Regions from separate parts of the Mus musculus genome. Here all the other regions are linked to region 1. A link is a loop called in an ENCODE intact Hi-C map of the cell type or tissue named here. Cell type or tissue: left cerebral cortex. All regions are shown on one strand. Links, peaks and the distances in the headings refer to the core of each region. The heading gives the core; the rest is flanking DNA.

The links. A loop is a pair of places that touch in the nucleus more often than their neighbours do. Peaks named below come from ENCODE experiments on the same cell type or tissue, not always from the same donor. Only the 100,000 strongest peaks of a DNase experiment are listed, where the experiment ranks them.
Region 2: it touches region 1 in a loop (6-fold over the local background); 18 of 42 quality-filtered maps call a loop at or near these places.
Region 3: it touches region 1 in a loop (4-fold over the local background); 7 of 42 quality-filtered maps call a loop at or near these places.
Region 4: a loop joins it to region 1, with 4 times the contacts of the local background. A loop is called at or near these places in 28 of 42 quality-filtered maps.
Region 5: it touches region 1 in a loop (7-fold over the local background); 26 of 42 quality-filtered maps call a loop at or near these places.
Region 6: a loop joins it to region 1, with 7 times the contacts of the local background. A loop is called at or near these places in 3 of 42 quality-filtered maps.
Region 7: a loop joins it to region 1, with 3 times the contacts of the local background. A loop is called at or near these places in 20 of 42 quality-filtered maps.

Annotation. Positions count from the first base shown.
Region 1 is chr11:87,659,977-87,664,496 of GRCm38, forward strand. It overlaps Rnf43 (ring finger protein 43), which reads left to right and starts at 3,111. Exons shown (of 10, transcript NM_172448.4): 1 at 3,111-3,246; 2 at 4,160-4,520. In left cerebral cortex, for the core only: a CTCF peak has its summit at 2,527; DNase peaks (open chromatin) are centred at 2,559 and 3,022; H3K4me3 peaks cover 993 bases.
Region 2 is chr11:87,734,397-87,738,916 of GRCm38, forward strand. It overlaps Rnf43 (ring finger protein 43), which reads left to right. Exons shown (of 10, transcript NM_172448.4): 10 at 1-1,143. It overlaps Supt4a (SPT4A, DSIF elongation factor subunit), which reads left to right and starts at 3,155. Exons shown (of 5, transcript NM_009296.2): 1 at 3,155-3,272; 2 at 3,771-3,877. The coding sequence starts at 3,204. In left cerebral cortex, for the core only: no CTCF peak of the experiment used is centred there; DNase peaks (open chromatin) are centred at 2,528, 3,034 and 4,027; H3K4me3 peaks cover 1,898 bases; H3K27ac peaks cover 1,280 bases.
Region 3 is chr11:87,815,036-87,819,035 of GRCm38, forward strand. Lpo (lactoperoxidase) reads right to left here. Exons shown (of 13, transcript NM_080420.2): 4 at 3,360-3,514; 5 at 2,699-2,816; 6 at 2,263-2,392; 7 at 1,377-1,583; 8 at 1-186. Among named protein-coding and RNA genes, the nearest start is that of Lpo, 9.1 kb to the right of the region's middle. In left cerebral cortex, for the core only: a CTCF peak has its summit at 2,131; DNase peaks (open chromatin) are centred at 2,185 and 2,349; H3K4me3 peaks cover 714 bases; H3K27ac peaks cover 249 bases.
Region 4 is chr11:87,758,755-87,763,274 of GRCm38, forward strand. Tspoap1 (TSPO associated protein 1) reads left to right here and starts at 1,787. Exons shown (of 32, transcript NM_172449.2): 1 at 1,787-2,974; 2 at 3,683-3,790; 3 at 4,027-4,155. The coding sequence starts at 2,648. In left cerebral cortex, for the core only: a CTCF peak has its summit at 1,033; DNase peaks (open chromatin) are centred at 1,034, 1,745, 2,151, 2,650 and 4 more places; H3K4me3 peaks cover 3,204 bases; H3K27ac peaks cover 3,491 bases.
Region 5 is chr11:87,768,929-87,773,448 of GRCm38, forward strand. It overlaps Tspoap1 (TSPO associated protein 1), which reads left to right. Exons shown (of 32, transcript NM_172449.2): 13 at 750-954; 14 at 1,483-1,655; 15 at 2,731-2,846; 16 at 3,129-3,238. Among named protein-coding and RNA genes, the nearest start is that of Tspoap1, 11 kb to the left of the region's middle. In left cerebral cortex, for the core only: a CTCF peak has its summit at 2,284 (motif pointing left); DNase peaks (open chromatin) are centred at 2,252 and 3,696.
Region 6 is chr11:87,947,700-87,952,219 of GRCm38, forward strand. No RefSeq gene overlaps it. Among named protein-coding and RNA genes, the nearest start is that of Olfr464, 35 kb to the left of the region's middle. In left cerebral cortex, for the core only: a CTCF peak has its summit at 2,475 (motif pointing right); DNase peaks (open chromatin) are centred at 740, 1,163 and 2,477.
Region 7 is chr11:87,721,266-87,725,265 of GRCm38, forward strand. All of the region lies in intron 3 of Rnf43 (ring finger protein 43), which reads left to right. Among named protein-coding and RNA genes, the nearest start is that of Supt4a, 14 kb to the right of the region's middle. In left cerebral cortex, for the core only: a CTCF peak has its summit at 1,819 (motif pointing right); no DNase peak of the experiment used is centred there.

The sequences.
Region 1 (4,520 bases), core at 458-4,457:
AAAATTAAATGTTTTAAAGAACAAGGACAGTTCTTATATATACTTCATAGAGTCCTGGGTTTTAGAAAAGGATGAGCCGTCTTCAGTAACTTTAGTCAATCCAGACAGGAAAGTGATTGCTAAGGATGCTCTGTCGGATGCGCAGGATGAGGCTGGGGCTGAGGACGCCACTGAGACCCAGAGCACTGGCCCCACATGCACAGGCCCTGCATTTAGATGCCATGGGCACCACAAAGAACACAGTGCTATCTACAGCATTTTCAGGAAGAGGCCATGGCATATCAGACCTAATTTGAATAATAATCTACCTTGTTATTTTGGTAATGTAAGTGAACTATGTATTAGTGCACTAAAGTACAGGGTTGTTTGGCTTGATCCCAAGTTCATGAAAGATTTATTTCATCATTTCTAGATTTCAGAATTTCCGTGAGAGAGAACAACCAAGTTTATAAGTTTATATTTTTAGTTTTCAACTAAATATGTATATTAACTATTAGTTGATTACTCTGTGAGTTTCAAGAAGGAAAAGGTGCGGTCTACTTAGAAGTTATTTTGTTGTTTCTCTTTACCCTGAAGATATTTAACTTGTACTAGTGTTCTATAATTACATGTAGTTTTCATTATTTTGATATGTCACTCTATTGCCATGGTTAAGAGCAAAACATTTGTGCTAGTGAGACAGCTCAGCAGGTAAAGCCCCATGCAGTCTTGATGACCTCTGAATTGGACCCCAGAACTCCTGTAAAGGTGGAGGGAGAGAACCAACTGCACAAAGTTGTCCTTTGATCTTCACACCCGTACCCCCCATCACACTCCACCTCTCTCTTTCTTCTCCTCTTCTTGCTCTCTCTCTCTCTCTCTCATACACACACACAGAGAATTATACATTTAAAAATTCAAACAAATTTACTTCAGAGCTAAACACTATAGACTATGCTTGTAATCCCACCTAGAAAGTTTAAGCAGGAGTTTCAGAAGTTTTTGGCTAGCCTGGGCTAAAAACAAGACACCTACCCCCTTTTTGAAGAAAAAAATTAGAATTTCTCTCTCCCAGGTTAGTTATTAACTATAAAACTCTGAGACCATCTAAAACCTATATAGAAAAATATCAGTGGGCAACTTAATGCTTTCTGAGATACTATATTACTTAATCCTTACAGCAAGCCTACCATTGCAATTATCCACAGGGCATTTTTTTGACAGGGGGTCCTGATATAACTGACTGACTTGGAACTCACTCTACAGGCCTCCAATTAACAACAGTCCTTCTCATTCAGTTTTGTGACTACTAATATTACAGTTGTGAGCCACTATGCTTGGCTAATTATCCACATTTTTACACATGCCCAAACAGGTTCATCTATATATTAAATTAAAACACAGAACTTCTTCATAATCATTTAAAATGTATACATTTCAACAGAGTTGAATGTCCACATTGTTGTTTATGAATAGAATTTTGAAAAATTCTACTAGTTCAACCATGGAATGCTGACCATGGGGCTGGAGGGATGGCACAGGTTAAGGTCACTGACTGCTCTTCCAGAGTTTGAGTCTCAGCATTCACACGTGACTTAAAACATCTGTAACTGCAGCTCCACAGAGCCTTACACCCTCTTCTGGCTTCTCACACACATGGTATACAAACATACATGCAGACAAAACATCCATACATATCAAATACAATTTTAAAAAGAAATGTCAAATATAATTTGAAAATTTAAATATTACAGTATTCAAATATGAAGATTTACAAAGAACTATATTGCATGAAGGTAGTAATTAGCTAAATTTAATCTCTTTACCTATACTGTTTTTATTAGACATATTTAACTTTTAAGAAAAGATTCATCTTGTGTGTATGGGTGTTTTGTCTGCAGTGCCTGTGGAGGCCAGACAAGGGTGTTGAATTCACTGGAAATGGAGTTGTAGATGGTTGTGAGCCACCATGTAAATGTTGAAAACTAGACTTCAGCCCTCTGGATGAACAGGCAGCCAGTGCTCTTAACCACTGAGCCACTGCTCCAGCTCCAAGCATAGGTTTAATGCTTAGCTTCTATATGCAGACTAACTTAGAGTCTTACACTGGAAGAATAGGTTTGACCCAAAGAGTAAGAGAGAAATAACAGATTCCAGACTTCTGACAGCAACCTGATTCGAGAGATCCATCCAGGTGCAGTTTAGGCAGAACTACTGAACGTAGTAAGAACTGAAGAAAAGCTATGCAGAAGTCTTTATTCACAGTGGCAGACATAAGCAACAAGTACTCAGTATAAGATCTCTCAATTCTGGCTTTGTGCCATTTGTAGACACTAAAACATGGGAAGAATAGAGATCTATTTGAATTTGTAACTGCAAGACTTTGCGCCGTTCTTTTGTCTTTTGGATGTCTTTGTTTTCTGTTCCGTTCCTCATACCGCCGTCAGTGTGCTAGTGCTTACAGAATAGACACATTTGGGTGGCCCTGATTTATCTCCTGTGGGGAAAGGTAAGGACTGATTGAACTGCATGCAGTTGGGCTGTCGCTCACTAGGGGGAGTAAAAGAGCAAGAGACAGAAAGAGACCGAGAGAAGACTTTTGGTTAAATTAGTGAGTGCGTGCACCAAGAGGAGGAGGGGCCGGCTTGCGTGTAGCGGCTCCACCCTCACTTTGTCAGCAGGTAGAGAGCGTGATTGCAGTCCCAGGGGAAGAAGTCAGAGCTGGTACACCAATTACAAACCACAGGTTTCCTGCTGTAGGGAGCTGATCCAGAATTGTCTTTCTTGAAAGGAAGCACTTCAACCCTGCCTCCTCCTGAACTTCCAAGTCCGTCCATGATTCAGGGATACCGTCTTCTCCCTCTGGGATATTCTGTGATTTGGGTAGTGACTGTTCTATTTGCTGCTTCGTTTCTCATCTCTTCCAAGATATTCCGTACAGAGGCGGAGGGAGAAGACTTTTGTTAGATTTTAGAGATGATTTTGGCTCATCTTTAAGCATTTCCAGAGTTCTTGAGGAGGACAGTAGCTCTCGTCTTGGAATAAGTTTTTGCCTGATCTGCGTGGATTACTTTTTCGGGCTTCGGAATTTCTCAGCACCTACCTGTAGTGCGAGCACTTGGTCTGATTGCAGAGTGAGAAGGTGGAAGCCGGAGCCGTACTGGGTTAAGCAGCTCAGGTCTTTTTTTAAAGCAGGATTTATAAATGCACAATTGAATTTGTTTCATCCCCGTGCCGTGGACTCCAGTGGGCCCGACAGCGCAACAGGTTTGCAGATTTCTTTTGAAATTCTTTCGTGTTTTCTCCCTCCCTCTGTCTCAGCGAAAGTAAAGAATCTATAGAACAGGTTTGCGTTCAGACGCTTGGCTTTTCAGCACTTACTCTGAAGACTTTATAGGATTTTTAAATGACTTCAAAAGGCAGCATACTTTGTGGGTGAAGTGTATTTATAGTTACTTAAGGGTGCGCATTTTAAAAATCTGATGTTTATAAAGAGTCCAAAGTTTCCTAGGAACATAGAAATAACCCAGGTCTCCTCAGCCTGATTTTTTTCAGGGCGCTCAACTTAGAGCCTCTCTACCCCCCTATCTTTTATTCTCCGCCCCCTCAAGGAATTTGAAAACTTAGGAATAGTCCTTTGTTTTTCTCCTGAATCTAGAAGATTACAGATTGTAAAGTCTGGATGTGTTTCCACAGCATTCTGAGGAAAGTCAAAGCGCTTGGCATTCTCAGACTGGAGAATAAACTCTGGGATCCCTAAACGAGAAAGGAAAGTGGAAACAGAAATATGAATTTTAGCTGGGAAAATAATTGCAAAGCTAAACTTTTCAAGTATCTCAAAAGGGAAGTTGGAAGAGATTTTGATACTCAGATTAATTGTGTCGTATGTCAAAGATATATGAATTTGTGCCTAATTTTACAGGCACTTTTGGTGGAACACACACACACAAAATAATATATTGTAGTTCTTTAAAAGTATATAAATTCAGTAGGCCTAGAACTCTGGACTATGCTGAAACACAATTTAGCATGGACATTTTAATTAAGAGTATATGCTTCAGCATCATTAGACATCCCTCCAGGTGGGGCCTGATTAGTTCCCACTCTTCCCCTATTCAAAAGAAAACCTCCTCATGGACTTTAGCCATTTATGGTTGACATTTTTTTCTGGCTTAAAAAGGGCAGCATGTCTTCGTGTTCTGAGCTGAAGTTCCTCCCTCACCTCCGATGCGCTGCTTTAGCCGTTTACTGACCTTGTTTTCTTCATCGGCCTCGGGTTTAGTGCCTCAGGAATCTGATACATATGGAAGACCAGCAGCAAGTGATCTGACATAATACCAATCCATGTTTGTATCTAAAGCACATTTGGAAATTCCAAAGAGAAGAGGTGGCATTTCTGTATTCGCAGTGACGATGGGAGAAAAGGACATACCTGCCCCAGAGGTGGGCTGAAAAGGCCATCTTCTGCTCCCAATCAGGAATACCCCCTGTGCTTGGGAATCTACGTTAGAAAAAGGAAGGACCAGAATCTGACTTGGCTC
Region 2 (4,520 bases), core at 313-4,312, 74 kb after region 1:
AGCTTGTCTGCAGAACACACCTACAGTGCAGAAAGTCTTGTGTCCAGCCAGCCAGCCAGCCAGCCAGTATCCAGTATGCATTTGTGGGGTAGACTCCTCAAGGCTGAGTTTTTGACAGGAAGCTATAAGTGAATATCTAGATGTAAAGGTGCTGCTCTTTCCTCAAGCCCCGCTGGGTCTCCCCCTGCTGGGTCTCCTCTGCCCCAGCTTCAAGCTCACACAAGCCAGTGGGTTCACTGAAGGCGAGATCACGTCTCACCTCCTTTCAAGGCTTCACTGGGGGCAACTTCAGCTATATCATTTCCTGTCTTCTACAAAAGAAGAAGGAGTTTAGGTGAGCCCCAGTCCCAAGAGAGGTCTCTCTGTACCTTCTCCCTGGCTGGTGCTCAGGGAGGAGCGGTTCTTCCTTCCTGTTCTTACACCAATCTTAGCCTGCAGGCTTGGGGAGCCAAGGAATAGAGGTCTGTCCCAGAGGTGGGGACTGTTACAGACCTGCCTGGGATGAATCTTTTGATTATCAAACTCCTTGTCACTCGGGTAACTCCAGTTCCTCTGAGGTAGAGACCAGGAATGGAGGGGAATCAATACTCCAAGCTTTCCTCCCTCCAAGTCCAAGGCAGGCAGAAAGGAAGTCTACTAAACTGCACCTGGGAAGAGGGGGAATGGGATGAAGGCAGAGGAGGCACAACTACAGGAGTCCTCTCTGAGAGGTTCTTGGAGCAGAGATGGAGAATGGCGACATGTAACCTCGTGGGTCTGCAGGGCCCGGAGGCCCACCTTCCCAGTGTAAGCCATACAAAACCAGCAACCCAACTGAAGGTGTGCAAGTGGGAGTGGAGCAGAAAGTTGGCCCGGGCAGCTTGTACCACGTGGGTAAGGGCTGATGGTGCCTCCTGTGGCTTTGTCCCAGCATCCTGACCACTGTCAGCCCCTCAGGCAGTATCCTTGCCTGCAATGTGAAGGTGGGGGCAAAATGGACATGGGATCCTCCTTGGGAACCTTCTCTCCTCAGAGTCAATGGGGAGACTGGCATCCAGGCACCCACATGGGTATTTATATCTGAACCAGACAGAAAGATGCTTGAATCAGGCACTATGTTGAAAAAATGTATTTATTTGCTAATATATTTATCCATAAATATGATCTGGCTTTGTGGTTTTGTTTCATTATGATTTTTTCACTCAGGATAACAATTCCATCTTCTCTATTTCCTTTTGTTGGATTTTTGAGGCCCAGCCTGACTCCCAGTTCACTGCACAGCTAAGATATAACCTCAGACTGGTCCTCTCCCCCCTCCCAATTACTGGGATCATAGGCATTTACCATTATTCCCTCTGGTTTCGGATGCTATTGGTGATATCAAAGCTGGTCAGATAGGGTAGGTTTAAAGCCCCAGAAAGGTCAGAGAGAGCAGCGTGCCTGGTACTCGTCATGATTCAGTCATTTATCTGTGCTGGGCTGCTGGTGACTCTGGTGCTTCACTGACTGACTTTGTGACCTTACAATATTGTAAGCAAATACTGAACCTTGGAATGTGTGCATACACGTGCATGCACTCACAGGAGTGTGAGGGCAGCCTAATCGATACAGCAAGTGCCAGGACAGCCCGAGCTACAGAATAAAGACTTTCAAAACAAACAAACAAACAAACATACAAACAACAAGGGCCTCTCACTTGAACTTGCCTGGAGTCCCTGGGATCTGCCTATCTCTGGCCCCCAGTGCTATGGTTAGAGTAGCAGACCATCAAATCCCACTTATATGTGGTGGGTCCTGAGCCAGCTCCTCAGCAGGATACCTGCCTTTTACCATAAATAAAATGATCCTCCTTCAGAGATGATAGAAGGCTTACATGAGATAGCACAGTGAAAATGTATTCCAAACTGAAAAGAGATTTCCCGGTGCTAGAAAGTATCTAAAACCCAGTCACTGAACCCCATGTGGATGCAGTTTGGGATAAAGCCTAGAATCAGTCTTGCTGTCCCTCAGTTTCAATGAGAAGGGCTGGAAGGACAGAACAGCGGGATTGCAACTATTTATATCCCAGCGCTCCAATTCAGATAAACACAAATGACCAGGCTTTTGCCTACATTCCAAGAGCCTTTGCTCTGTTCACACCGCACCAGACCTCGTATTTCTGTATGGTTTGCTCAGGATATTATCTCGGTGCCATTTAAGGAGACAAGGAGGAATTTTGTGTCCTACACAGTAAGCACATTGGCAGCTGGGGTGGGGTTAGAGTATGAGAAGTGAGATACCTAATCCACAGATGTTCCCATGGAATTATGTCTAAATGTGCCGAGAGTTTTACAAAGCGTAAATTATGAGCCAGGCGCGCAATCGAGAGGCTTTTAGGAGGAATTAAATACGCGTTTCCCTCTATCCAACACGCCTCCCCTTTCCCCGTCGGCACGGCTCAAGCTAGCATTCCTGGGGACCGCAAACGAAACCCTATCACGCTCTCCCAGTTACAAGAAGGGGTGGGGCCTCGTCGGGTTTTTGTCTCTGCAGGCGTCCAGAAAGGCAAGACTCATTGCCTCGAGCCTTAAAACAACCTAGCGCGAAGCGGCGGGCTTGTATTCTGAGCATTCCGGACACTGAGACGAGGGGCTTGTGTCAAAAAGTCAAATACCCGGGCGTGGTGGTGCGCGCCCATAATCCCAGAACTCCGAAAGTGAAGGCAGGAAGATCAGGAGTTCAAGATCACCGTCCCGTACTCAGAGGCCAACTTAGGAATTAGCATTGTCTCAATAAATGAGCAAACAAAATAAAACAAGCAGACAAAACAATCTAGGTTTTCCTCGGGAGTCTGAAGAGCACTCAGGCCAGAGCATTTTGGGCTCCATCAAAAGGCCCGCGTCGCGAGGCGCAGTCCCGCCAGTCGCCCCGCTCCACGCTTCCTGCGCATGCTCCAACCTCCCCCAGCTGCCCCGCCCCTACGGGCGCATCAGCTCCCAGCGCGCGCGCCGTCTTCCGCTCGCTCTCGCGAACCAGGTGACGGGCGCGCGCGCGGCCCAGGTGACCGGGCGGCCCCGCCCAGCGCTCCCGCGGGAGGAACCATCTTCTCCACGGGGAGGGAGGGGCGGGGCCTGCGATGGCCGGCACCGGAAGCGGAAGCTGCGTGCCCGACGCGTCTGGCATTCTGGGTAATGGTCTGTTTACTTCCTGCGGCTGGAGGAACCTGTGTTGTCGTATCGGTGAGGATGGCCCTGGAGACGGTACCAAAGGACCTGCGGCATCTGCGGGCTTGTTTGCTGTGCTCGTTAGTCAAGGTGTCCGTTGGGGCCTTGGTTGTAGGAGCGATCGGGGAGGCGAAACGGGAGAAAGAGGGTGAAATGGGGCCAGACACAGGAAAGGAAGGCTCTGAGATTCGGGGAGTGGGAAGCCCGAAAGCCTAAGGGAGCCGTTGTTTCCGTCCACGGAACGCGAGCCGGGTGGCTGTGCCTACTGGGGGCTGCGTTGCAGTTCTCGGCATAACTGAGCACAAGTTTGTCTCCCCGACAGACGTTCGGTGAACTTGCTGTGGTGGACTGGAAAGACACTAGGAGCCAGAGCAGCCGAGAGAGTAGCAGGAGAGGGTACCTGACCCCAAAGAGGCTAGAAAATATGTAAGCTGAATTAGGGACGCGAGCAAAAAGGTATGAGGGTGGAGTTTAGGAACAGTTTGGAGAGGAGAGGGTGTTGGGTTGTATAGAAAACGAAGAGGTTGGCTTTGTTGAAATATTAAGGCGTTGTTCATGCTCATACTTGCTTTTTTTTTTTCTTTCCAGACTATAGACCAGTTCGAATATGATGGGTGTGACAATTGCGATGCATACCTACAAATGAAGGGCAACAGAGAGATGGTTTATGACTGCACCAGCTCTTCATTTGATGGGTAAGCCCCTTTCACGCGCCTTTGTTTACTTCTGCACCCAGAAAGTTAATATGGGATAGATTTTTGAGGTCATAAGACTAGCTGGTCTCAGCAGTTCTGAGAGCTAGTCTATGTGTCCAGCCCAGTAGCTGTAAACTTTTGTAGTGTAAGACCCCCTTTCGGGGACCCCCGCTCTAGTCTCAGGAGTGTGAGAGCACCCAAAGAAACACGAGGACCCATCTTGCTGTAATTACATGAGGACGTTTAATTACGGAGCTCCGGACCGACATGTATCCCACACAGGAGATAACGGATGCCGGCCACGAGGCTCGAAAGCTTGGGGGTTTTATGGGGTAAGGGGCTTAGGGGTGTGGAATTGAGCATAGCGACACACTATTGGCTTATTCAAACATTAACAGAAAGATTACATGTACGTGCAGGGTGTCAGAGTTCTGTGAGTAGTTGACTCAGTTCAGATAGCCCTGTTATGTCCTCACATTCCCCTTTATCTTATGGTCAAGATGTTCCCAGGAATGTTTTAACTATGGGGCATACCCAGGTTTGTTTTTCTCTTTTCTCAGCCCCAGGCAGCCTCTAGGCTCACAAACAACCAGCAATTTCTGAGTACTTTATATGACTTACAGGTCTTGAAATTTCATCTTTC
Region 3 (4,000 bases), core at 1-4,000, 150 kb after region 1:
GTTTCTAAGTCGATTTGCCAGGCTTGGCTCAGGGCTATACACTAGGCTAGCATCCAGGAAAGAGGTTAGAGCATTGATCTGCTCTCGGGCCAGGGATTTATAGGGTGGTGTGGGGCAGACAAATCCAGCTCTGAAGAAAGGCATGCACTTCCCCTGAGTCTTTAATTTAGGGTCACCAGGTGGGAACTGTAGAGAGATGGGTTGGGGATGATTACACAAAAAAAAATCTATGTCCGGGCACTGCTTCCCAGGGTCAGGCTGGAGGAAAAGATGCTCACAGTGACTTCCCAGCCAGACACTGGCCCTAGATACCTCCCATTGATAATACACTTCCCGGGCCCTTGATACTCCAAAGTTCATTATATCCTGATGTGCAAGAGCTGAAAGCAATAATTCATTCTTTCACAGTAAGCTCTCAGAGATGGCAAAGAGGATTTCCTGAGAGCCTGAGACGGGCAAGCAGCATATGACATGAGATTTAGTAATTACTACCGAAATATTGACCCTGGAACTGCCTTGTGCCAACCGCTCGCTATGTATACCTCAGAGAGCCTGTGAGTCAGACCGCCGAGTCCTTTACACCTTAGAGAATGGTCTCAATTGCTCAATAGGCTAACGTGTCTCAGCACCCACAAACTAGGAGGGAAAGATGTAAGACTCAGCCCATGGCTCAGATTTTTTTTTGTTTTGTTTTCACATTTATGCCACAGCACAGACTCTCGCTTTGTTGTTTGAGTGAATAAATGACTGAGTACAAACTTTATGGTTAAGAAGAGACCACTTCAAGCCGCTCTCTCCTGCGCTGCTGTTGGACACTCCTCGCCCCTGCCGAAGCTCCTTAACGGAAGCCATCCTCCAGGGAACTTACTTAGTTTCACAAACTAAGTATAGGATGAATCCCTTGGCTGGATGGGGGCTGCATGGGACGAATGGATGTGTTTTGATAAAAATGCAGACTATATCTCCCAACACCTAGCAGGGCTGGTGCTGGTGGTGAGGCATGACAGTTTGCGCTTCTCACCAGCCCCCAGGAGACTCAGAACCCATTGAGTGGGGGTGCAGACAGCCCTCCACAGAGTTCGCGATTCTGTCAATAGGTTTACACGCTCACTTTCATGCCAGTCTTTTGTCCTTGAGAGCAAGAACAGCCATGAATCCCCAATGTTTGCTGCACTCCCTGACACAGAATACTCTTACTGTCTAATTACTGAGTGAATGGCTGAGCACATGAACGGATATAAAGCTATGAAGCAGCATCCAAAGCTATCAAGAGATCCTGATCTTCCGGCTGGGGATGTGTGCTACGTGGGAAGTGGCAAGGGACACGTGATCCACGGAGAGTGGTCAGGGACAGCCGTCTGGCTGCAGAGACCTACCATGATGGGGAAGCAGTTGTCTCCCTGGATACAGTGTTCGTCACACTGGGCTTTGGTGTAGGTATCACTCCCCATTTCAGTTTCAGGGGCAAAGTCCATGTCGTGGTCCACGATTTGACCCCACTGCATGAAGAGCATGGATCTCTTCTGGTCCAGAACGTCCTCCTCATTCAGATAGGCTGCAATCTGGTTAGAGACTTCACGGGGCTGCACATGGAGGGAGCGGGGAGGTCAGGTTGGGAAAGCATGTGCTGAGAATTAAAAGTCAACACCGGATTGCTGAGGACCTATGATCTAGTCCCAAGAGGAGCTTGTGAGGTACTGGGTGCATGATAACACTTTGTAGCTGAGGACATAGAACGTTAGAGAGTGGAAGCTGATGCTCTTGGTCCTGCAGCTGCAAGGGGACCGGGATGGGATTAAACCTGGGTCTGCATGACTTGACAATAGTCAAGAAGCCTTACTATGGAGAGGGAAAACAAAGACAAGCTGCTTCTGACTGCCTCTGATGGAAGTGCCAGGCTTCTGGATATGGGAAGAGAGACCCTGGGGACTGGCTGCCAATTCAGACGAGGCCAACAGATCGGACCTACAGGAAAACGACAGCTGGTGCACTCCAGGGGCTGGGACACGGTAGGCGCAAGTAGACTAGTGTAAGGAAACCATCTGCCTGGGAGACCCCAGGGTATCAGGCTTGTGACAATTGGGTCATTACCACCACCACCTGCCTGCGCCCCGGGTTCTGCTGACCCCTCGCGGCAGTTTGGGGAACATATCGTTAGAGCGCAAATCCTAATCTCAGTCGCGCCTCTTATTTTCCTTTTCTGAGTGCGATGTTTATGCGTTTGGCTCTTTCCCTCCCATCCTGTACCCCGCCCTCCTTCACCTGCGGGAGAGGGAAGCCGTTCCGCATCTTCCCCGGCGTCCACCCGTAAGGGAGGGAGAGCCCGTCCTCGTATTCTGCGGGCAGCCATCGAGCCAGCGCCCTGTTGGCGGATCCCAGCGCTGGATTCTTCCTGAAACCCAATAAGAAGGCTCTCAGCCTCAGCAGGTGGCCTTCCAGTTTGCCGCCCTCATCCTGCATTCCTCAACCTGAGCTCTGCGGGAGGAAAAGCAGATGTGGAGGAGGGGCCCTCTGCACTGTGAGCTTCTGAATTTTCTCAACCCTAAAATCTAGGACTGTCTGTGTAGTGGCAAGGACCGTTCCCAGTGGGTCACAAGTGGCCTCACTGGAGATATGTTCTCTTCAGAGGGACTCAGGAGTTGTGCCAGCAGAGTCCATGGGGCAAAGATGTGGTTGGGGTGGTGGGTGTTAGGGTCACCTGTTGTTACAGTATCCAGTGATGGTCCGGTAAGGGCTACTTATGTTGCAAGTCATTGTTGGAGCAGGGGGATCACAGCCCGCCTCCCAAGAGAGCAAAGTCAAGTCCAGGCCTTGACCTGAAACAAGAGAACCCCAAACAGGTCAAGTTCAGAGATACTGGCAACAAACTAGAGATGGCAGCTCGGTGTAACCCAGAAGAGAATGCAAGTTTCATCTCTTGAGACATACTCCCAGCAAACCTATCTGACGCCGGAGGCTTCACCTACAGGAGAGAGAACACTGGTTTGGGGTAGGAAACCCTGTTTATTGACTTTGGCATTTCCTCCAGGCAGACACCTTAAAACACACACACACACACACACACACACACACACACACACACACACACACACACACACACACACAACACACTGAACACAAATGCCCCTTCTCTATCAGTTGGCAATATAACCTTGTCACAAGGAGTTCTTTCATCTGCAAAAGGGACATTGGCTTAACTGTCCCCAAGGGACCGCTGAGGTCTGCCAGTATGTCCTTTGGGCTTAGGAAGGAGGGTGGACTTGTCTTTCTGTGTAAATAGTCCCTAACAGCTCTTGGTGACCTCTGTTCTGTACTGATGGTCCCTTCCTCTCTTTAGAAGTCTAGCCAGTTTTCTTTACCTGTGACATTGGTGAGAAACTGAGACAGTTTCTTTAGGGACTCTTCCCACACCTGCCCACTCCGGATGGCTGTGCGTGTCCGGCCTTTGGCATGCTTGAGATAATCTGACAGATGACGGGTGCTATGTATCTTGGTTGTCATGGCCATCTTCAGCCTAGGAACCAATGGGGATCATGAGCAGGTTCCTTAGAAGTGTGAGGCTCACGGGAGAGGCACAAGGTAGTAGTGTTTGTACAGGGAAAGCCTCAAGGGTTCTGAGGAGTAAATGTGGGCTTTCAGCACCTTCCCCTTGTCTCTTCTGATACTGACAAAAAACCTCTTCAGGGAGGAGGAAGCCACAGAGGCCGTGGAACATTAAGTCTGGCCTTAAGTAAAGCTGGCGGATGGACCAAAAGATTCCTGAATGCCAAGCTGTTTGTGTCCTGATTATGTCAGAACAAACTGGGCGTCTTAAGACCACCCAGGTCCTACAATGGATGAATCCAGACTTGAGAACTCCTGGTATACTGCCGAGCTTTATAGCCTAAGAATTCTAGAACGAGGACACACATGGGCCTCCAGTTCTGCCCATGCATCTGGACCTAGAATTGGTGTGGAGTCTGTGTCTGGAAGCACCCAGCCTACGCCGAACATCTCAGGA
Region 4 (4,520 bases), core at 288-4,287, 99 kb after region 1:
AGGCTTGGTGGCAAATGTCCTACCCACAGAGCCATCCTATTGACTAGGATTGAAAAACAAAATGTGTTTTTGATTGCAAGCCAATTGTAGATGTAATTACAACCCCAGCAACTGGAAGAGGAAGGACCAGCTTGAGCTAAGACTCTTACCAGAGAGGAAGCTGTCTCTTTATAATGTATAGACTTTGCTTGTTATTCTTGTGATTTCCTCAATAGTACAGTACAATTATTTTAACATTCACATCGTATTATAAAATAGGTATAAACAATCTAGAGATGATTTAAGGCATGGGGGTGGGGTGGGGCTGGGCTGAGGATATGGTTTAGTGGTAGAGTGCTTGCCTAGCATGCAAGAGACCTTGGGTATACAGAAGGATGTGTATAAGCCATGGGCGGATATTTCATCACCTTACATAAAAGGACTTAAGCATTTGAGAACTTAGTGGGGTATCCTGAGATGATCTTATAGACAGTCCCCTTAGGCATGGAGGGGTGAGAATATATATACAGAGACTGCGTGCACATCATGCCAGGCAAGTTTATCATGTACATAGATCATTGTATGCCATTGTACATTATTATATGACAATGTATGTCATAATGTGTTAGTGCTGTATAATGGCATGATATCTGTGATTTATAGCAAAATGCAATGATAAACTCATACGTAATTGCATGCACATAGACATTGTAGCAAATAGACATACAATGACACAAAACCATGCACAGATATATATCCAATGAGATTCATAGACAAAATAGCACACATACATGCAGTGATCTCCATGTATACACAGACATACTATGCATACTCTTCTATACATACATGTAATATGACATGCATATGCATGCTGACTGAAAGTTACATGACATAGCATGTGTACTGATGTTTAGACTGCTTTAGAGAAATGAATGTTACCTTCTCTCTTATGCAACTCCAACCCCTACCCAGTTCCATTGGCTCTGGCCTGGGTGGAGCCTACTGTCTGGGTGGGGGGTGTTCTCTATGCTTTAGCTGCTATTCCATAGGGGTGCCACATGAGGGCCCTCGACCTTGGCTTGTCTTGCGTCTAGGAGCAACATTCTTATCTCTCGAGATCTAGGTGCCCCACATACAGGCAGACACCTAGGTTGGGGCAATTCCTATGTCCTTGTTCCCAAAAGCCATTTTTTTTTCATAGCAAGTAAATAAATAAAGCCTAATGCTAGACAGAAGATGAACTTCCTGATGGTTGAGGGAAAATCAGCCCAAAAGGTCCTGTCTTATGATCTCTCCTGCTAGCCTGTGAAGGCTGGGCTGTCCCCCAAATGTGATCTGCCATGGGGAAGCTGAAGTCGTTTTTCAGCCTATTTCAACACTCTGTCCTTTTGCTCGTCTTTCTATTTTCAGACTTTTATTTCTTTGTTTTATTCCAAATCCCACCATTTCAGCTCTGTCCTTTTCTACAGCTAGGTCTCTGTCACATTGTTCTATCCCCATCAGTCTTGCCTGAAAGGAGAGGACTGTCTCTACTCCCTTTCCTCTGCACCCTGGAAGTGAGGGTCTGTGGGGTCAAGGGGATGAAGAGGCCATGTTGGGGGGTCCGGAGGGGGTAGCTTTCTAACCTACCATCCAGTAAGGAACCTGCTCTTTCCACTGTCCCGACCCTGCCAGCTTGCCTGCCGGTCCAGCCCACCAGTCCAGCTCCATCGTCATGGAAACCAGCAGCTGACTTCCTATTGGTGGGCAGGAGGGGAGGAGGAGGGGGAAGGGAGGGATGATGATGCTCCCCTGCTCCCCACTCCCCATTCTGAGGCTCTGCCCTCCTTCGTGCCCACCATCTCATTTGGGGAGCTCCGGGACCGCGAGGGACCCTTGCAGTCCCTCGAGCTGAGACTAGCTGAGGCAGAGACTATGAGGCAAGCCGCCCATCGACCCAGGCCTCCTTAGGACCGCCCAGCCACCCAGCAAGCAACTGATCGGCGGCAGCCAGCGGAGAGAAAAGCTGGAGATAAAGGACCACAGTGGATCACTGGGGATCATTCCCAGGAACTCCTGCGGACCCTTTCCAGGCAGAGTGGTCGTGATGGGTGGCCAGACTCACAGACACTGAAAGACACACGCCACTACAGATACACCGGGCTTTACAACACTGAGACAGGACCGGCGACAGCATCACACACTGCCACAGCCCTGCAATACAGACAGCCCCTACCCCCACGCAGAAACAACTGGTAACTCTTAAATAGGCACAGACAGTGACACATAGCACCACCCTTCTCAACATACACAAGTCGGAGTATTCATCCTCCAATCACATAATAAAACATCACTGACCTGCAGGGACAGACCTGGAGGCACACGTACATATATACCTTCAGCCAGGCACTCCTGGTGGTGGTCTCTCACCCCCCCACACACACCCCGTACACACACACACACACACACAAGAGAGAGAGAGAGAACCATGAGCAAACCCCAGCTCCAGTCTGGCAACCCCGATACCTTCTGAACCCTCCTTCGTGGGTGGGAAGAGCTCAGCCAACCTCTGATGGACTCGGTGAAGCCAAACACTTACAGGGAGAATGGTCTAGTCTGGCATGACCCTTGTCAGTCTTCCCGCTGGTGATGTCCCCAGGTCCAGGTTCGGGGGCCCCTTGCCGAAACCATGGAGCAACTGACAACCCTCCCACGGCTTGGAGACCTTGGAGCCATGGAGCCATGGGCACTGCCTGCCTGGCAGCACTGGACTCAGGGCCAGGGGTGCAAACCTGGAGATGCATCTCCAAGCATTGCTGGTACTCCGACAGCTCTGCAGGTTAAAGGATTGAGGTTTGAAGAGAGTTCCAAGCCTGAGGGAGCTCATAGCCCTGGACCTGTCGGAAATACTGATCCTGAAGCAACAGAGACCGGGCTGCCTAAGCTGGGGCAGCAAGCAGAGAGCCCTGGGTACAGCTGTTCCGGGCTGGAGGAGGAGGAGGCACAGGCTTATAAGGTAAGAGAGGATGGAGAGGGCTGCAAGATGGACTGGCCATAATCTGTAGTCCCACTGCCCACATTTCTTGTCTCTGTCTCTGTCTCTCTCTGTCTGTGAGTCTGCCTGTGTGATTATCTGTCCTTCCTTCCTTGGACGGGAATCTAAGTGGCCTCGCTCTGTTCTCTCTGGCTCTGGCCCTCAGTGTGGGTACATGTGTCTCTTTCTGATTATGTTAGGTCTCTTCCACCACGAGTCTGTCTGGGGGGAATCTTGGTATGCTGGGGGGTGTGGAGGTGGGCTTGGTGCTGGGCTGAGCCAAGGAAGATTTTGTTGTGGGTGGGTGTGAGTGAGCTAGCTACTGGAGAGGATGAAGGAAGCAGGACTTTAGTGGAGGGCAGGGGACTCTACAGACCCAAGATGTCTAGACGGATGGGGAGGGAGTTTGATCTGCCATTACCTAAAAGGCTGTGGGGTAGAAAGGCAAGCATAGAGGAAGAGCAGGAAATGCCCCAGAATGGTGTGAGGCTGCCGCTGAAGGCATGAAGGCATGGAGGATGGGCCTGTCCCTTCTCCTTAGGTCCTGGTAGCACCCCTCTCTGAAGGCCTGGGACACAAGAGAGAACCTGTTCACCCCTTGGGTTATAGAGTGGCGATGTTGCACACGGAAGACTCCGGCTAGGTTGAGTAGGTTTCTGAGACACCGTACCCGGTCCTTCCCTATGCCAGGCCAAGTTCAACATAGGCTTCGGGGACAGGCCTAATCTGGAGCTGCTAAGGGCCCTGGGAGAGCTGCAGCAGCGCTGTACCATCCTGAAGGAGGAAAACCAGATGCTGGTGAGGCCTGGGGAGTGAGGTTTCCCTCAGCACCCCCGATCAGCCTATAAACATTCTCTCCAAGGAGGGAGGCACCCACGGGTGACATAACCCCATGCCCCAACCCCAGTGGACCCTTGCTTAACACTGCCAAGGATCTCACTGTGTGCCCAGGCTCCAGCCTAGGGCTTTGGGTAGTAGGAATGGGTCTGTGGGATTCTCCCTACACAGTCCAACTCTGGCTGACTCCTTGTCAGAGAAAAAGCAGCTTCCCAGAGACGGAGGAGAAGGTACGGAGGCTGAAGCGGAAGAATGCTGAACTGGCAGTCATTGCCAAGCGCCTGGAGGAGAGGGCACAGAAGCTGCAGGAAACGAACATGAGGGTGGTGAGGACAGACGGACAGACAGCGGGGTGGAGGCTTGGGTGACTTGGGAAGAGGAGAACCAAGGCTGGGCCACAAGGAGTGGGCTTGGGAGTCATAGACTTACTACCCAGGAACCCAGGAGTTCAGGGGTTCGGAAGAAAGAGAAATGCTGGCCCTGGGGAAGGTTGAAGGTGTCTGGAGCTACCAGAGGGAAAGGGGGTGGATGAGGAGGCTCCTGAGAAGCCAGGGAGCACAATTCTAGATTAACACGTGCTGGAGCTGGTTGCAGCCTCCTGCTGAGCTCATCTGGGGTGTGGAGCTGGAGTGGGGGGCAGGGAGAAGACCCATCATAGTGGCAACCCTGAATTAGCAGTGTCCTCAAAGCC
Region 5 (4,520 bases), core at 288-4,287, 110 kb after region 1:
AGAGATAGGCCAGAGAGCTTACAGAGTGTGAGGGCTGTCCTTATCCCAGACCTGCTACTGAGCTTGGCAGATGCAGGGACTTCCCGCCTGTGCGTGTGTGTGTGTGTGTGTGTGTGTGTGTGTGTGTGGTTTTTTTTTTTTTTTCCCTGAGACAGAGTTTCTCTGTGTAGCCCTTGCTGTCCTGGAACTCACTCTGTAGACCAGGCTGGCCTCGAACTCAGAAATCCGCCTGCCTCTGCCTCTCAAGTGCTGGGATTAAAGGCGTGCGCCACCACCACCCGGTGACCGCCTACTGCCTTAGACCATGAGGAAGTTTGTCACCCATTGACTTGTGTTCCCTATGACACTGTCAGTGGGTGAGCCCTTGATCTAGAGACTTGCCTGGTAATTGAGACTTGGCCCATTCTATATAAAGACATCTGTAGCTTCCCATGGAACCTCTTGCCCACTCCTCTGAGGGCAGGGTCATTGCCTATGGGAGAACAATGAGGCACAGAGGTTTTCCTAAGAAAACCCCTGAGTTGTCGTTGGTGGTGGTGATGGGCTGAGGAGATCCCCTTGGCTTCTAAGTATTCTGAGGCAAGTGTGCCACTGGCCTGGGTCTGAGAGTTGGTACCCTAGGTTGGTGCTCAGGCTGGGGGTGGCGGAGACACATGTGTAAACGAAAGCCTGATGTGGCACTATGTAGAGTTGGCTAGCGCTGTACAGCTCTGCTAGGCCTGGCCAATCATAGTGGATCTTGTTTTCAGGCCCGGGTTCGAGAGCTTGAGGGCCAGTGCCGAAGCCAGACTGAGCGTTTCAGCCTTCTGGCTCAGGAGCTCCAGGCCTTCCGTCTGCACCCAGGCCCTCTGGATCTGCTTACTTCAGCCTTGGGCTGTAGTGCCCTTGGGGACCACCCGCCCCCCCACTGCTGCTGCTCTATCCCTCAGCCCTGCCAGGGGTCCGGCCCCAAAGGTGAGGAGTCCTCTAGTGACATTGGTCTGGAATCCTCAGATCTGGACACTTTGTATAATGCAAGGAGTTCAAGATTAGAGGCCAGCCACTCATACAAAGTCACACGGCAAGTTAAAGACACACCTCCTTAAATCCAAGATCTCAGGCCACTGGCCTCTAACTGGGAGGTGAGTGCTATCAGTCAGTATCAGGGTCTTAGGAAGAGTGGAGAATTGAAGGCCAGTCAGATGTAGTGGCCCTAGCTCCGCCCTCTTACCAGTCAATTGGCGTTAGCATAGTGCTTAACCTCTCTAAGCAATCATTTTCTAAGCCATGAGGTCGGAATAATTCAATGCATCTCATCAAGCATTGATGATCGATTGAGGATTCGGATATATATGAATCACAGTGAGTTTCTCCTCAACGATGTCCCTTATTGTTAAGAAATCTGGGTATAAAGGCCAGATACCCATATCCAGGAAGTTTACCTTGTTTTCCCAGTCCCTCCTCAGACCACAGATCCCAAACCCATTGGCATCTTCTCTTTAGATCTTGACCTCCCACCGGGCTCCCCAGGACGCTGCACCCCCAAATCTTCTGAACCTGCTCTCACCACCCTTACTGGAATCCCTCGAAGGACAGCTAAGAAGGCCGAGTCTCTTTCTAATTCTTCTCGCTCAGAGTCCATCCACAACAGCCCCAAGTCATGTCCCACACCAGAGGTTAGTGCTGGATCAGGGACTTTGGGCTCTGGTGTTGGCTTAGGGAAGGGGCAGGGGTGGGTCCTGACTTGTGGAAGAAATTAGGTGGTTCGTGATTCCAAGCTAGGACATAGAAGGCCTGTGGATTCCTTTTATGGGTAGGAACTCAGGTGGAGCCTGCTCTCCAGGGCCTGCCTACCAGCAGTACCTCTCTGGAGTCCAGAGAGGCCCTAGAGCCTTGACTTTGGTGGAGGAGACAGTTTGGCGCCTGGTTCACATAATGAGTCTGTTCATATGCACAACCGCAGTAGAAACAGTTACTTATGTGAGAAAGGGCACAGGTTTCTGATTCAGATCCCAACTTTGTCTTAGGAAAGTCACACACAGTGTCTCTGGGCTTTGGTTTCCCTATCTGTCCACTGTGGGTGACAAACCTGCCTTGTAAGATTATTATGAGGGCACCAGGAGATGTCCAACGTATGGCAGCTGTGGTTATTATTACATCATCCACAGTTCTTCTGATCTCCTTTCTACCTATGAATCCTGCAAAGCAGAGGGGACAGGCCAGAAGCAACACTAACCTGGAGTTTCAGAAAAGTGGTAGAACCCAGCCCTGGCCCTCTGCTGCCCCCTGGTGGGATAGGAAGATGGCACTGACTTTGGGCTAGCCTCAGGGGAACCCTAAGTTCTGAGTTCCAGTGGGGTTGAAGCAGGAGGTACAGTCATGGGGATAAATCAAAGGGTGTCTTCCTTCTTGCTTCTAGTTCTTTACAATGAGATGGTTTGCTGAGTTTCGACCTTAGGGAGTCAACTGTCACAGACGCCTGCTCTCCTCTGACCTGCCTACCAGTTGGGTTGGGAGAAGCTTTATCTCCTGGGTTGGAGCAAAGACTCAGGGAAAGGTTCAAGTTGTCCTCACACCCACAGACTAGGAAAGCTGTGTGCGTCACAGACCTTCTGTCTCAGGTCTCCTTTAGGAAACTCCAGGCCTTGTAGGGGACGTTCACGTCCCCTTCTCAAAGCCCCAGCTACTCTGCCTGCAGTGTCCTTGAAACCTAGACCTTTGAGAGGAACCAACTCTTTCTTCCCGCCCCAGGTGGACACAGCCAGTGAGGTGGAGGAACTGGAGGTAGACAGTGTTTCCCTGCTCCCAGCAGCTCCGGAGAGTCACTCGGGAGGAGCCAGAATCCAGGTCTTCCTAGCACGCTATAGGTGGGTCCCTCTTACACCCTCTGCCACCCTCAGAATTGGGGTGCATGGGGAACAGGTATGGATGAAGATGGAGACTCCTGGACATAGCAGAGGTCGTCCATGGGTCCCGGCTGAACCCTGTACTTATAGCATAGTTGAGGCCAGATGGGTACCGTGAATGCTCGACTTGGCTACAGTAGAAACTGTGCCTCTAGAAAGGCTTGCTGCATGATGGTGAGAATCTGGGTATGGAGTTGGGATATCAGCCAGGGTGGTTTTCCTCCTCTGCTACTACCCCAACAGCTACAACCCCTTTGAGGGTCCCAATGAGAATCCAGAGGCCGAGCTTCCTCTGACAGCGGGCGAGTATATCTACATCTATGGTAACATGGACGAGGATGGCTTTTTTGAAGGTAGGACGATTGTAGGGATCACCCTGTCTATTCTCCTGCTCCTGAAGACCTCGGACCTTCCCGTCACGCTCCTCAGCACACTCAATCCAGCCCAGCTAAGGGATGCCCTGAGATTTGGGGTAGCCAGCAGGGAAAGAGAAAGTGATTGGTCTGGAGGAGACCAGGGTCTAGCAGTCCAGATGGTAGAAAGAGTGTCACAGGATATTTTGGCTAGATTCATTTTTGTGCTCATAGGCAGAGAATGGCAGTATTTAACACTGGCAAGAGTTGCGGTCAGGCCTCTGTCTGCACTGGGGGCTGGACTCCAGTCAGATATGGGGAGAAGGGGGTCATGTTCAGATACCACATGGTCTGAACAGGTGGTAGGTAGGTATCAGGGCCAGGGCAGGACTGAGTTTCACGGAGGTTGTCCAGGTCCTGACGGGAGCCAACCACAGGCCTCAGTATGCAGCTGGGGTCTATGACTCACTGAGACTACATCAGCTGCTAGAATGTTCAGAAGGGATGAGTGGCCACAGGAGCCTCTTCCAGAGTGCCACTGGCTGGCATTCCAAGCTGCATCCTCCAACAGTGGGAAGGTTAGATCATGGAGTGAGGTGTGCTTAAAACATGGCATAGACCACATCTATGTGCAGAGATTTAGAAAATGGGTCGGATCTGAGTGAACACCAAGAGCTTTGGAGCCTGCTTAGTTCCTTTCCAGGGCTCCAAGAGCAGCTACTGGGTGTGCTGAAGCCCGTCTTTGTATTCCTAACAGCTAACCTCCCCAGAAGGGTAGATGCTGAAGAGCTGGGTTAACGGCTTCCAGGAGAATTGTGCTTAATTTATCTCTGTATTTGTTGTTTTGATATTTGTTCTTACTGAGGTTGGTACCTAGGTCCTTCCTTGTACATGAGCGCCTGTAGAGTCCAGAAGATAACATTAGACTCTCTGGAGCCTTTGTGGGTTCTGGGAGCTGAACTTGTGTCCTTTGCAAGAGTAAACGAGTGCTCCTAACTGATGAGCCATCACATTTTTTCTTGTTGTTTTTTTGTTTGTTTGTTTGGTTGGTTTGGTTTTTTCAAGACAGGATTTCTCTGTGAAGCCCTGGCTGTCCTAGAACTCTCTCTGTAGAGCAGGCTGGCCTCAAACTCACAGAGATCTGCCTGCCTCTGCCTCCTGAGTGCTGGGATTAAAGGTGTGCACCACCACTGCCTAGCAAAATGATTGTTTTAGTTTTATTTTTCCGTGGATTGATGTTCTGTCTGTGTGAGGATGCCAGATCTCCTAGAAGTGGAATTAG
Region 6 (4,520 bases), core at 196-4,195, 290 kb after region 1:
CCTTTGCAATTCTAGGAACTTTTCAGAGGGTAGATAAGTGCTAGGGCTCTGACAGGCAAGGTTGATGGTTGTTGGTCATTCAGGGGAATTGGATGCAGTTTGTTAGTATTTGTGCTCAAAGAAGAAACAAGAAGAAAGACATTGGATTCAGAGATCTCTATCTCTCTCCCCTTCTATCCTTCTTTCTTTCCTATCTAGTGATGGGGGTGAGACTGGGGGGATAACAGGTGGGAAAAAGAACCCACAAAGTAGCAAAGACCAGCCACAGATATCCCTCTGCCTCCCAAGTGCTAGGATTAAAGGTATATTCTTCCACATCTGAATAGAACTGAGAGTTTTACCCTAAACCCCAGGAACAGTAAGAGAAAAACATGAGCTCCAGACATGAAAGTCTACATAAGGGGAAAATAGAGAGATGTTCACCCAGGGCGGTGAGAGCAATCCCCACCACCACGACCACACATGCATGTGACAGGAGAGTACTACTGTGACTGGCTCCAAAACAGTAATAAAGCCTGCTAAAGTCAACCTTGTCTTTGTTATCAACTCTGTCTTTCTAAACCTGGAAACACCGGCAGTCATCTATGACACCATCATGAAACTAGCAACTGCCTCGGTTTGTACTTATTCTAAATTCCATTTTTAAGGAAAAAGCTCGAAGTGGGGCACCCAGGCTAGAAAAACAATATTATCTGGTAGAATTCAATAAGGAAGGCACATTTAAAAAGCAGTAAATCTACTTTGCAACATAAAAGTTAATGAAGAAGCTAAGGAAACACGAGCTTGCATGTAAACGCCCACATGAGGAGCAGTGCAGGATTGTTTGGAGTGTGCTCCCTTCTTTATACTGCAGCGTCTGCTGGGTTGTTCCTTTACTGGTGTTATTATATACACAAAGTCTAATGAAAGACAACTTTCTGTTTCTTTTTTTTGTATAGTTACTGTTGATTGTTTGGTTTCGTGACTTATTTCTAAAAATAAATATGTCATTTAGAGAAATGATTAAATACAAGCCAACCCTGGCATTTTATATATTTCCTTCTGCTGAATGAAAGCAGAGATAATAATGGTTGGAGCATGAGCGGCCTCCCTAAGTCCAGCCACTTGAGGAGGTGGAACTCTGCAGGGAGTAGACTGCGCTTACCCCACCTGCTGCTGCGGTGCTGTAAAGAAGCGCCAGGCACCACGGAGGAAGGGATGGAGGGACCGCAGTCTGAGATGTGGGAAAACATGAGCTGGTTAGGGGGTCCCCAGACCTGTAATGAGGCAGGGGCCATGGGGTTCTCAGACTCTGGGACATCCAGGCACTGCTGGGAGCAGAATCAGGGGCCCATGGGCTGGGGACAGCTTCTAGCCAGGGGCCCCGGGGGAAAAAAGGGGGGCTCTGTCTTGTCCTTAGCTTGACTTAGTGGCAGTTGTGGCTGGGAGCACAGAGAGGCCTTCTACAGGAGAATTAAACAGTAGCTCTATAGGCGAATGCCTTCTTCATGACTCCCCATGGTGGATCTTGATGAAAAGAGACAGTCCATGGTTCTAAACAGTTTATTGTCATGGTGGAAAATGTATGCGTAGTGTACCATACCCAACTTCTCAGGGTGGGCCTGAGATTAAATAACTTTCGCAGGGAGGAATATTGGCTAAGCTCCCCAGGCCTCTAGGTACCTCATTAGCATGGAGAACTCTGTTTTGAGCCTATATGACCATAGGACACCTTTCTTTTATGTGGCACACGTTCCTAGCCAGGAGTCTGGCAGGGATCTGGGAGTCATCTAAGCCTCAGGTGTGTGCCCACCAAGTCTCCAGGTCTCAACCTGCTCTACCTTACCAAACTTCCTGGCATGGTTTTACATCCCACAATACATGTGTTAGGGATGTGGCCCAGGCAAGTGTCTACAGTCTGAACTACCATAGCAGGGCACTGTCTGCCTCGAGACAGTGAACACAGGATGGTTTAGGAGGAGGAAAAGCTAACACATTCATGGGGACTAAGCATTGGGTTCCTAAGCAACAATTAGGGAAGAAATGAGAGCGGGGATTAAAAGCTATCACGAGACAAACAAAAACTGAAGCACAACGCAATAAAATTTAAGGTACAAATAATTAAAAGCAAAGAAATTCTAAGAGGAACGTAATGCCTACATTACTGAAGATTCCCAAGTAAACAGTGTCACTCTGGGAGGTCTATAGAAAGAACACTACCTAGGAGTCAGAAAGAGTTTTTGTTTTCTCCACAAGTTACAAAACTAAAGCTAGAAGCTGGAAGATCTTAGGGAGCCCCACCAAAGCCACCATATGATAATGGGGAAATCAGGGTCCCCTCTTGGGCTCTTAGTGTCATTAATGAGCACAGGGACAGAATCAAACAGAAGCTCAAGGACAGTTTTTTAGAGCTGAAAAGAAAAACTCCCAGGCAAACAAGCTATAAATCTCATGGCTGTGGAGAGCAGAAAAATGAAGATAAGCCAGCATGGAGCTTGGCCACAAGGCGGCACTCTGCCACATGACATGACAGGGAGGGAACGTGTAGCAGAAAAGGAGAGGAAGAGGAGGGGGAGGAGGGAGGAGGAAGAGGAGGAAGATGAAGAGGAGAAGGAGAAAAAGAAGGAAGAAGAAGAGGAAGAGGAGGAAGAGGAAGAGAAGAAAGAGGAGGAGCAGGATTGCTGGAGAAATGGTTTAGCAATTAAGAGCACTGGCTGCTTTTCCAGAGGACCCAGTTTCCATTCTCCACACCCATATGCCAGTTCACAGCTGTCTGTAACTCAGTCCAGGGGATCTGACATTCCAGCAGCACCAAACACAAAAAGTGGTGCATAGATTTATGGGCAGGCAAAACACCCGTACATATAAAAGAAAGTAAAGTTGAAAAGAAAAGAAAAGAAAAGAAAAGAAAAGAAAAGAAAAGAAAAGAAAAGAAAAGAAAAGAAAAGAAAAGAAAGAAGGAAGGAAGGAAGGAAGGAAGGAAGGAAGGAAGGAAGGAAGAAAGAAAGAAAGAAAGAAAGAAAGAAAGAAAGAAAGAAAGAAAGAAAGAAAGAAAGAAAGAAAGAGAGAGAGAAACCCGAAGCATCAGGGAATTTTAAATAGCATGTCCTTTGGCTACTTGTGACTTTAGCATAAGTAGAATGGGCTGAACTGGAACGTGATAAGGACAGTTGCATCCTAAGTGGGACCGGCGGCCACTGCAGCAGCAGTTGTAGCAGCAGCCTTGAGGGGCAGCAGGAGAATTCCGGACAGCAACAGGAGGCAGAAGTGATGGTGGAAGAGAAGTGGCAAAGCCGATGAAAGATGGCAGCAATAAGGAGGTGAGAAAAGGCGGTGTCTGGACTCCAGAAGGCGGGGCCAGTGGGTGACAGACTGTGGACCCTGGTTACTAGAAGAGGTCCCGGGAGCTTCCAAGCCTTGAAGTCAAGGATACCCACATACAAGTCTCAAAAATTGCTACCATGGCCGCTGTAAGGAGCAAAGGTCCGCCCCTAAGGCATCAGCACTCGAGGGCCAGGACTACTCACTTTAGAGGGCCCACTCCTTTACCTACTCATGATTTCCATCTGCATAGAGCAGATGACCCAATCAGCTCACTGGTAACTGAATTTCTCAACCCCGAATGCACAGGCAAGGAAAGAAAATATAGATAAATTGGGGGGGGGGGGGTGTGTGAAGAAATGGATCAGTGGTTAAGAGTGCTGGCTGCTCTTCAAAAGGACCTGGGTTTGATTCCTGGCATCCACACAGTGTGCATACATACATGCAAGCAAAACACCCATATACAGAAAATAATAACATTTTTAAAAAAGTAGACAAATGAAATTACACCAAATTAAGACACTTCTACACAAAAAGAAAAAAAAAAGATTATAAGTGAAAAACAGCCACAGAATGAAAATATTTACAAATCACACTTTAAGACAGGGGCTGAGCCGGGTGTTGTGGCACACGCCTTTAATCCCAGCATTCGGGAGGCAGAGGCAGGCAGATTTCTGAGTTCGAGGCCAGCCTGGTCTACAGAGTGAGTTCCAGGACAGCCAGGGCTATACAGAGAAACCCTGTCTTGGAAAAAAATATTTATATATAGAACTTCAAGCTGAGTGTGGTAGGACATGCCTAGAATTTCAGCACTTGTCTGTGTTAATAATTCAAGGATAGGGCCCCGAAAGGAATAGGAGCTTCACAGGAAGACCAACTGAGTACACTAACCTGAACCCTTGGGGCTCTCAGAGTCTGAACCACCAAGCAAAGAGCATACACAGGCTGGACCTAGGCCTCCCGACACATGTGTACCTGCAGCTTGACCTTCATGTGGGTCCCAAAGGAACAGAACAGGGACTATCCCAAAAGCTGTTGCCTGTATGTGAGATATGTTCTTCTAGCTGGGCTGCCTTGTCTGGCCTCAATGCTCCAGAGAGGAAGCACCCAGCCTCTCAGAGACTTGAAATGCTGGGATAGGGTTGGGGTGGCCCACATGCTCAGAGGTGGGGGGATGAGAGAAGGATTGTGGGAGGGGGAATGCGGGGAGGATTGTGGGA
Region 7 (4,000 bases), core at 1-4,000, 61 kb after region 1:
GAAAGCATGCTAGGGATTTTTCTTCCCCTTCCCTTCTCCCTCTTGCACAGGCCCCAGCTCGTTCTGGCCCAAAGGTTTGTGGTGTGTGTGTGTGTGTGTGTGTGTGTGTGTGTGTGTGTTTGGTTTTTTGTTTTTTGGGTTTTTTTTTTCTCTCTCATTATGGGTGGTTGTTAGCCATCATGTGGTTGCTGGAATTTGAACTCATGCCCTCCAGAAGAGCAGTCAGTGTACTTAACCACTGAGCCATCTCACCAGCCCCATGTTAGAGATTTAAAAGAGCACCTGGCTGCTATCCCTGGTAACCATAGGTCCTGTTCTTCCGTGAAGGCAACCCTTACATAGTGCATTAAACTTTTGGTGGAAGTGGCAAAATAGCTATGAGAACAATTTAAGAGAGCGGGGATTTATTTTCTGCTCATGTCTTCAGAGACTTCAGACCATAGTAGACGGCTTCAGTACTTCTATGCCCATACTGAGGTACCCATGGAAGGAGAACATGGTGGCTAGAGAAGCTCATATTAGAGTGGCCCAGGAAGCCCTGCACCCGTGTATGCCCAGTCTGTGGGATGGTACTGCCCACATTAGGACAGGGCTTCTCCTTTAATTAAGCTCTCCAGAAACATCTTCACAGACACATCCCCCAGTAGGTACCCTTTCCTAATTCCCTAAGTGATTCTCAGCCCAGTTACACTGCCGGTCAGGGTGAGCCATCACACCTGGCTTCTCTCTCTCTGCTAAGGGAATTGTCCTTTCCCAAGCATGCCAATCAGGTCCCATCACCTGACCCAGCCAAATGGAGTTTTCCTAGGATTCCCAGCTCAAAAGAGCTGTGCAAACGTCTCAAAAATCTCACAGGCCAAACCAAAATCTAAAATACTTACTTTTGTTTTGGCTTTATAGAATTCTCTTAAGTTCAGTGTTTTAATACAAATTATATAACACACACACACACACACACACACACACACACACACACACACACACACACACGCTATGGTTCCTAGGAAGTGTAAGGGAAAGATAAGGCCTTTGATAAAGAAAAATATTGAAAAATCACTTACCCAGATTGGTTTCTGTTCTGTTTTATCTTAATATTAATGGGAAGTCGGGTGTGGTACATGTTCATAATCCTAGCACTCAGGAAGTAGAGGCAGGAGGATTAGAAGTTCGAGGTCATTCTTGACTACATATCAAATTAAAGTCTAGCCTAGGATATCTGAGACCCTCTCAAAATTAAATGGGGCTGGAGAGATGACTTAGTGATTGAGAGCACTGATTGTTCTTCTAGAGGTCCTGAGTTCAATTCCCAGCAACTGCATGGTGACCCACAACCATCTGCAATGTGATCCAATCCCCTCCTCTGGTGTGTCAGCGACAGCATACTCATACACGTAAAATAAAATGCTTAAAAATGAATAAGTGAAGGGGGAGGGAAGAGGGAGGGAGGGGGAGAGCAGGCCACATCTCTGGCAGAACTGGAGCTCTAGAACAGGTGATGGGGGAGTGGAGCTGCTAAGGAAGCAGACACCAATCCAGGTGCCATGGCAGGAGCGGGCACAAGCCTCAGCAGCCACCCTTCAGTATGACATATACTCTGGCTCGCCCATCTGAGCTAGGCTTTGATCCCTTATTTGTGAAAGGGGAGTAGTAATGGGATTTATACATGAATAACCATGAGGATAGTTTTAATTAATTAATTTTTTATGGACATCAGTGTTCTGCCTGCATGCACATCTGTGTACCATAGGCGTGCATGCTTGGTGCCTTCAGAGGCCAGAGGAGGGCATCAGATCCTCTGCAACCGAAGTTATAGATGATTGTGAGCCACCATGTGGGGGTGCCAGGAATTGAACCTGGGTCCTCTGAAATAGCTGCCAGTGTTCTTAACCACTGAGTCATCTCTCCTGCCCTAGTTATGGGGATCTAGTGGGACGACACAGATGCAGACGCATTATTCAGTGCCAATCATTCAGTAAATGATGACAGTGACCATTCTGTTGTCTCATACAGCAATCACCCTTCAACACCCTTCAGTGCTGCTGGTTCGTTTTGTTTCATTTTGGTTTGTTCTTTTTTGGGGACTGGGGATTCAATGTAGAGCCTTGCTCACTCCAAGTGTATGTCCCACCACTGGACAGACTTCTCTTGTGTGCTCTTACAGTTCACAAAAGCTGTCTGTTTCTATCTTACCTTCTCGCTCTTCTCTGGAACCCTCACCATAATTCTGTTTGACTTCTCCGTTCTCGTGACTGCTCCTGCCACGGCACCTGGATTGGTGTCTGCTTCCTTACAGCTCCCCTCCCTCATCATGGCTGGACAAATGGGAGGAATCAGATTCAGAGACACGCAGCTGGGTCCCAAGATGACCCCCACCCAGTGGTTAAGAGAAGGGACTCTCACGCTGGACATGGTAGCACGCACCTATGATCACAGCATGCAGGAATGCTAAGTCAGTAGTAGGACTGTGGTTTGAAGCTAACCTGGGCTACATAGTGAGACCACACCTTAAGACAAAACAGACCAGAAAGTAGGTACTGTAGAGGCTGAAGTTCTGGATGCTCACAGCTGTCGCCATGTCCACAGACACAGTGTCAGTGTCCACGGATCCTCTGAGTCTTGGGTTCCTGGCTGTCTTAGGGAATCCTAAGGAATAACTGAACTCACATACACAAACCATATATAATAGTTGATATAATAGCTAACAGCATGCACTAGGCATAAGTATAAATACGTTATGTGGACTAATTAATGTAGTCGTCACAGTAGCTCTCTGCAGCAGGGTCCGTTATTGTCCCAGTTTACAGGGAGGAAAGTGGAAGCCCGGAGGAGTTGCCCCAAAGTTTCACCGCTAATAGCGGGAGCAGAGTTATGGTTGGCATTTTGGCACTCTGGGAAGGGTAGCTCTCAGTAAGAAACAGACACCTTCTCCTTCCCTCTGCCCTTCCTCAAGGGCAGCCTGGTGCCACTGGGCCTGTTGAATCTTTGCAGCCTGACCCAGCTCTGTAAAGGCAGAAATCCCTCCCGTTAGCCTTCCTCCCAGCAGATGTGGGGCTTTGGCCAAATGAACTTTCAACACGATCTGCTGCTAAGGCTGTGATTTTCGGAGCCGCTGGGAGCAGGTCGAAGAGGCCATTTCCACCATCAGAGGGGGCTGCTTCGAATTTGTCTGTTTTGTGTGTGTGTGTGTGTGTGTGTGTGTGTGTGTGTGTGTGTGTGTGTGTGTGTGTGTTAAGCATTTGTGTCGTCGAATTGGGACCAGGTAGTAGAAGGAAGAGCATTCTGAAGTGAGAACTGTTCCTTTCATTTATGCCCCAGAGCAGTGGTTCTCAATGTGTGGGGCTTGACCCCTTTGAGGGGTCGAATAACTTTTTTTCACAAGGGACACCTAAGACCATCCTGAGTAGCAGATCCTTACATTATGATTCATAACAGTAGCAAATTTACAGTTATGAAGCAGTAACAAAATTATTTTATGGTTGGGGGGGTCACCACAACATGAGGGGCTGTGTTAAAGGGTCTCAGCATTAGGAAGGTTGAGAACCCCTGCTCTTAAATGTGTTGTGAGCATTATCGGTGTTTTGTGCATGGGGAGGTCTTAACCTTCTGAATGCCTTGGTACCTCTGGTGTAGTAGGCACTGTTATATTATGACTAAGCAGATGATGTACAGAAACAGCCACTGTGGTCTGTAGAGGAAAATTTAACTGCTGTCTAGTGGATCAAGAGACAGGATTTCGGCTCCTTCTCTGCACACCCTGAATTGGCTCCTGGTGGAGCCTTGCTTGCTTGCTGGCCCAAGGTCCCCAGAGAGGTTTCTGCACTGCCTTTCCAAGCCTGGGTTTCTGGTTGTAGGACCTTACCCATCCTTTCTGTCTCCCAGGTTCTATACCTCAGACACTTCGTAGCTCCTATTCTTGGGTGTGAGTGGGCAGGGGTACAGAGAGTCCCAGCTGAACCATTACTCATCCCTAAATCTTGTTTTCTGTCCCTAGAACGCTGGA